Regions from separate parts of the Homo sapiens genome. Here region 1 is linked to region 2. A link is an interaction called in ENCODE POLR2A ChIA-PET data of the cell type or tissue named here. Cell type or tissue: GM12878. All regions are shown on one strand. Links, peaks and the distances in the headings refer to the core of each region. The heading gives the core; the rest is flanking DNA.

What was found. ChIA-PET counts read pairs that join two places held together with the same protein. Peaks named below come from ENCODE experiments on the same cell type or tissue, not always from the same donor. Only the 100,000 strongest peaks of a DNase experiment are listed, where the experiment ranks them.
Region 1: POLR2A ChIA-PET joins it to region 2 with 5 read pairs; 6 of 35 experiments call an interaction of 5 or more read pairs at or near these places.

What each region holds. Positions count from the first base shown.
Region 1 is chr13:95,226,138-95,229,042 of GRCh38, reverse strand. The region is part of intron 4 of ABCC4 (ATP binding cassette subfamily C member 4 (PEL blood group)); the gene reads left to right. Among named protein-coding and RNA genes, the nearest start is that of SNORD13G, 17 kb to the right of the region's middle. RefSeq lists a silencer at 2,154-2,448. In GM12878, for the core only: no CTCF peak of the experiment used is centred there; DNase peaks (open chromatin) are centred at 1,482 and 1,925; H3K4me3 peaks cover 1,764 bases; H3K27ac peaks cover 2,500 bases.
Region 2 is chr13:95,279,550-95,282,454 of GRCh38, reverse strand. The region is part of intron 1 of ABCC4 (ATP binding cassette subfamily C member 4 (PEL blood group)); the gene reads left to right. LOC124903192 (a long non-coding RNA gene) reads right to left here. Exons shown (of 2, transcript XR_007063838.1): 2 at 1,021-2,905. Among named protein-coding and RNA genes, the nearest start is that of ABCC4, 20 kb to the left of the region's middle. RefSeq lists an enhancer at 201-250. In GM12878, for the core only: no CTCF peak of the experiment used is centred there; a DNase peak (open chromatin) is centred at 1,385; H3K4me3 peaks cover 427 bases; H3K27ac peaks cover 2,296 bases.

The DNA.
Region 1 (2,905 bases), core at 131-2,630, 53 kb after region 2:
GAATACATGTATATATTCTCTTGGATGCTCCATCCAGAGTTCATATTATCAGGTACTCTTCATCTTTCTGGGGGAAGAATTCCTGTTTCTTTTAATCTTTTCATTTGAGAACCCTCTCCTCTTGACCATTTCCTTTTTTTTTCTTTAAAGAGACAGGGTCTCCCTATGTTGCCCAGGCTGGTCTCGAACTCCTGGGCTCAAGGGATCCTCCTGCCTTGGCCTCCCAAAGTACCAGGATTACAGGTGTGAGCCACCACTCCTGGCTTTTTTTTTTTTTTCAAGACAGAGTCTTGCTCTGTCGCCCAGGCTAGAGCACAGTGGCATGATCTTAGTTCACTGCAACCTCCGCCTCCCGGGTTCAAGTGATTCCCATGCCTCAGCTTCCCAAGTAGCTGGGATTACAGGCATGGTGGTGCATTTTTGTATTTTTAGTAGAGACGGCATTTCACCATGTTGGCCAGGCTGGTCGCGAACTCCAAACCTCAGGTAATGCGCCTACATTGACCTCTCAAAGTGCTGGGATTACAGGTGTGAGCCACTGCGCCTGGCCTTGATCTTTTCCTTCTCTTTTCTTGGCATTGCTGCAGGGCAGGTATATTTTTAGGTCAGTGGTCAGAGCAGCAGACAGCCTCCTCTACCACAGACTGAGTAGGAAGTGGAAGGTGCCCTCCCATAATGCACAGAGAGGCTGGGCTTGTGCACCCTTCCCAAGTCATGTCTGCCGCCCTATGCAATAAGTAGAACCTGAAGTAAAAAAAATAAATGCACCGTCATGCGCTGATGGTGAGAAGATTGCAGCCACCTGTAGCTCTCTGGCTGCATCCCAGTCTTCCCACCCCGTCTCCCTCTGGGTTTTCTCAGTGGATGTGGACAGACAATTGATAGCAAATTTTGTCAGCAACTGAGCCATACAGTGTTGTGGTCTTAGTTTTAAAACAGAACTTTTGTTTTTATTTAAAGCTATTTTTATTTCACTGTAGACTGTATATTGCTTTATATTTAGACTGAATAGTATGAAATTACAGATATTCAGGGCCGGGTGCAGTGGCTCACACCTGTAATCCCAACACTATGGGAGGCCAAGGTGGGTGGATCACTTGAGGCCAGGAGTTCGAGACCAGCCTGACCAACATGGTGAAACCCCATCTCTACTAAAAATACAAAAATTAGCCTGGCATGGTGGTGCACGCCTGTGATCCCATCTACTTGGGAGGCTGAGGCACAAGAATTGCTTGAACCCAGGAGGTGGAGGTTGCAGTGAGCTGAGATCCGTGCCACCGCACTCCAGCGTGGGTGACAGAACAAGACTCTTCTTTAAAAAAAAGAAATTACATATATTCAACTCCTTTGGGCCTTTTTACAAAACTAGCAATTTCATATGGCTCAAACTAATCTTTTGTCTATTAGTCTGTAGATCGGTTTCCTTTCTGAAGATTCGTAGAGAGCCTCTTGACAGTGTTGTCAAAGTGAAACTGTGTGGTGTGTGTGGAAGTTATCTCCCTGGACACATGTGATACTTTGGTTGGACTTCCTCTTCTAATGTTATTTTCTAAGTTTCTGACAAAATTAGAATGACCCAGTAGTGCTTCTTACATTGTCCATAATACGTTAAAATTTTTGTTTCAAAAACTTTTCTCCCCCACAGTTTTTGGTTTTACTTCTGATGTGAACTTGAATTGTACCTGGGCATTTTGTGAGACATTAATCTCATCAAGGGACAATTTGTCAGTCTTCTAGTTTGCTAGGGAATAGCTTAAGAGGAGCCAAGTTAACTTTCCATAGCTTGGAGTTTGAGCTAAGAAAGCAAGTTAAGGAGGGAGGACTTGTTTTGTTTGGATTTTTCCAAGAGGAAATTTCTGCTGCTGGAGATTTAGGAGTGTCAGATGCGTCCCATCATCTGATAATTGTATTTGCTTCACTGGGGTGTGGGTGCAAACTGGAAGAAAATGCTTTAGCTCAGTGGTTCCTCAAACTGCTCTCTGTTGTATTCATGAGGGGAAATCTTTAAAATACCACTGGTGTCTGGACTCTTCCCCTAAACATTCTGATTTAATTGCTTTAGGGAAATTTTAAAAGCTCCTATGTGATACTAATAGGCCTCAAATATGTGTTCAGCTTAATTTTATGCTTTATAACTAAGACCTTCCAGTTCACAGAGATAGCATATGGGTTGCGGGTTTAATCCCCCTCATTGGTGAATAACTCCTTCGGACTTGTAGGTATAAACCTCAAGCATGGTAGCTGTTCATCAGCCCGAGTGTCCTACCATCTGGTCTGGGAATCTCATATGCAGGAGAGCCCGGGTGTTGAGTCAGGTGTCCAGGCACTTTGTAGAAGACTCCATGAAGTCCTCTAGTGGCAGATTGGCAAGGGTAGAGATTGAGTGTGGACTCTGAGAGCAATCATGGACTCAGAGCAGTCAGACCTGAGTTCACATCTCAGTGCTGTCATTTTCTAAGCTGTAAAATCTTAAGAGAAGCACATTCGCTTCCCAGGGCCAGTTTCCTGATAACAACTTGTTGAAGACTACTCTTTCCCCATTGAATTAAGTTGGAGAAAATGTAGATTAGATGGCCATTTATGTGTGAATCTTTTTCTGGATCCTCTATTCTGTTTTGTTGATCTATATTTTCTTTGTTTTACTTTAGTAGTCAGATGGATAGAATCTATTCTTTCTTCATAGCAAATTATCTTAATTACTATAGCTTTATAAATCAAATAGTGAAAGTTACCCAACCTGTTTTTCTTTTATGATTGTTTTGACTATTCTAAGTCTCTTGCATTTTCATATTGACTTTAGAATCAGCTTTTCAAGTTTTACAGGAAACTGTTGGGTTATGCATCTTGAATTCTAAGACATGGTCTTAGAATTCCAGATGAAGTAATTCCAGATGAAGTAATTGCC
Region 2 (2,905 bases), core at 160-2,659:
TTTCGATTCTGTTTCATTAAACAAAGTGCTTTGAGACCTGTCAGAACCCCTGCTCTTGAGCAAATCAAGAAGGTTGCTGTGCTGCAAGGGTGCACTTCCAAAGCCACCTTCAGTGGGACTTTCCTGTCTTTGAAGAAGCCTTTCACTTCCAGAGCTTGACCCAGGGAGTCCTTGTTTCTCTAAGTCTGGACCTGCTCCTTTATCACCCATATTACGGGCTGAATTATGTCCCCCCAAAGTTCGCATGTTGGAGTCCTGATCTCTAGTACTTCAGAATGTGATTGTATTTGAAGACGGGGATTTTTTTTTTTTTTTTTTAAGATGGAGTCTCTCTCTGTTGCCCAGGCTGGAGTGCAGTGGCTCTGTTGTCCAGGCTGGAGTACAGTGGTGTGATCTCAGCCCACTGCAACCTCCACCCCTCCCAGGTTCAAGCAATTCTCCTGCCTCAGCCTGACGAGTAGCTGGGACTACCGGTGCGTGCTACCACATCCGGGTAATTTTTGTATTTTTAGTAGAGACGGGGTTTTGCCATGTTGGCCAGCCTGGTCTCGAACTCCTAACCTCAGGTGATCTGCCCTCCTTGGCCTCCCAAAGTGCTGGGATTACAGGTGTGAGCCATAGTGCCTGGCCTGATTGTGATTTTTTTTTTATGGCAGCCTGAGCAGACTATATTACAGCCCACAAGCCTCACAAAGATATTGCCTGGAGTTAGTGCCACTGGTTGTCATTTTCCAGAGCTGCTTTGTAGGGCAGTAATGTGTCCTCTGTTAGACTGAACTCGCCAAGGAGTTTGACCCTCTATTCCACCTGCTTATTATAGAACTACTCCCTCTTTTCCTCATATTTCTTGGGTTGAGTTTGGGTAAGATTACTAAAATTCTTCAGATGTGGAACCAATCTTCATAAACACTTCAGAATACTTTGCTTCCTTCTGAATTACTACAGACAAGCAGTCTGGGAGGTCCAAGTCTGTATAATTATTGTTCTTAACATTCTGTCACTCATTATTGTTGGTGTTCGTTTCTCAATGCCAGATGAGGTGTGTCTTGGGCAAAAGCCTGTCCAGTGTAAGCTGTTCTGTTCTTTCAGGCAGAATCACTCAGACTTATGCTCTCAACTTTCTCTCTCTCTTTTTTTTTTTTTTTTTTTTTTTTTGAGAGAGTCTCTGTCGCCCAGGAGTGCAGTGGTGTGATCTTGGCTCACTGCAACGTCCACCTCCCAGATTCAAGTGATTCCCCTGCCTCAGCCTCCCAAGTAGCTGGGATTACAGGCTTGCACCACCACACCCAGCTAATTTTTGTATTTTTAGTAGAGATGGGGTTTCACCATGTTGCCACAGTGCCTGGCCTGAACTTTCTCTTTTACAGCCACATGCAAATTACCTGAACTATCTGGCTTTTGGGAAAACCCTGTGCAAGTTCTTAGCATCCAGTATTAAAAGAAAAGAGATGGCTCTGTTCTCTTAGCAACTCAAAATCCTCTTCCTTCTCCCCCTTTAAAATATAATGTAGTCCTTGTTTTTCCTTAAAATAAATATTTTAAAGAGAAAATTGGTCCATTTGAAGAAGCCAAAATAGGATCTCTTCCCCTCTCCTTGTTGCTGTCTCTCTCGAGTGGATTTTGGTCATTTCTGCTAAGTTTGCCCAGAAAATAGGCTGAAGTCTGTGGAAGGGAAATTCCACAAAGCTGCCTCATGTCCACAGTTCCTCGGGAGGAATTCCTTTCCTGTAAGGAGGAGGCACATTTTCTGAGAGTCCCTTCCAGGAAGGATGAGGTGCAGCAGGAAGGAATCCCACAGAGAGCCGTCTCACAGACACAGAAAAGGGAAGGAATTGCCTTTGACTTCTGGGAATTGGATGGTTTTTTTTTTTTTTTTTTTTTTAATAGAAGGCAAAACAGCAAATGGCAGCTACTAGTGACTGACTATATCAGGTTTTGGAAAAGTGGGCAGTGAGGGTTTTGTTGATTGGATTGAACTCTGCTTGGCAAACCATAGATGACCCTGAGTAAGCCTTAGGCCTTTTTTTTTTTTTTTTTTGAGATGGAGTCTCACTCTGTCACCCAGGCTGGAGTGCAGTGTCATGATCTTGGCGTACCACAACCTCTGCCTCCTGGGTTCAAGTGATCCTCCTACCTCAGCCTCCTGAGTAGCTGGGATTACAGGCACCTGCCACCACACCTGGTTAATTTTTTGTATTGTTAGTAGAGATGGGGTTTCACTATGTTGGTCAGGGTGGTCTCGAACTCCTGATTACAAGTGATTCACCTGCCTTGGCCTCCCGAGCCTTAGCCCTTTTGATTCCCTGACATCAAATGCTACTTCTCTTGGATAGTTATACTGTGAGAAGTTGGTGACGGGCAAAACGGGAGCCCAGGCCAGTGTCAGAAACTCACCCAGAGTCGCAGGGACAAAGCTGTTGTGTGGGTTCTTCCCTGTGAGAATCTTAAGGATGGAAATGGTGAGCACAAACCTTGGCATTTAAGGACCGACAATGCTGAGATGTTGTGGTGGGTCCTTGAGTAGGGCTCAAGTGTCCTTCCAGGGTGGTGGTCCCAGGGAATTGGGCCAGAAACAAGGCCACCCAGTCTCAGCTCTGTTGTTCCTGGGGGGCCCTGTGGCTCCAGGAGCTCGTGAACATGGCGAACCCCACTTCCCCATCCCCTTTCTGCCTTCTCTTCTGTTCTCTTGACAGTCTCTGTTTTCTACCCACTGGGGTCAGCAAATCAGCCCCTTTTACCGGTTTCCACAAAAATCCACAAAAAGCACTGTGAGGACTTGGGGATTTCTTGAAGATTTGGGTTGAGGTATTTCAGGAGGGCCTTGCCTCGCCCCTTTCCACTCCATCTTCCTCTCTGCTCCCCACTTCTCTGGAATAAGAGGTACTGCCCTCCTTATTTCAGCGCT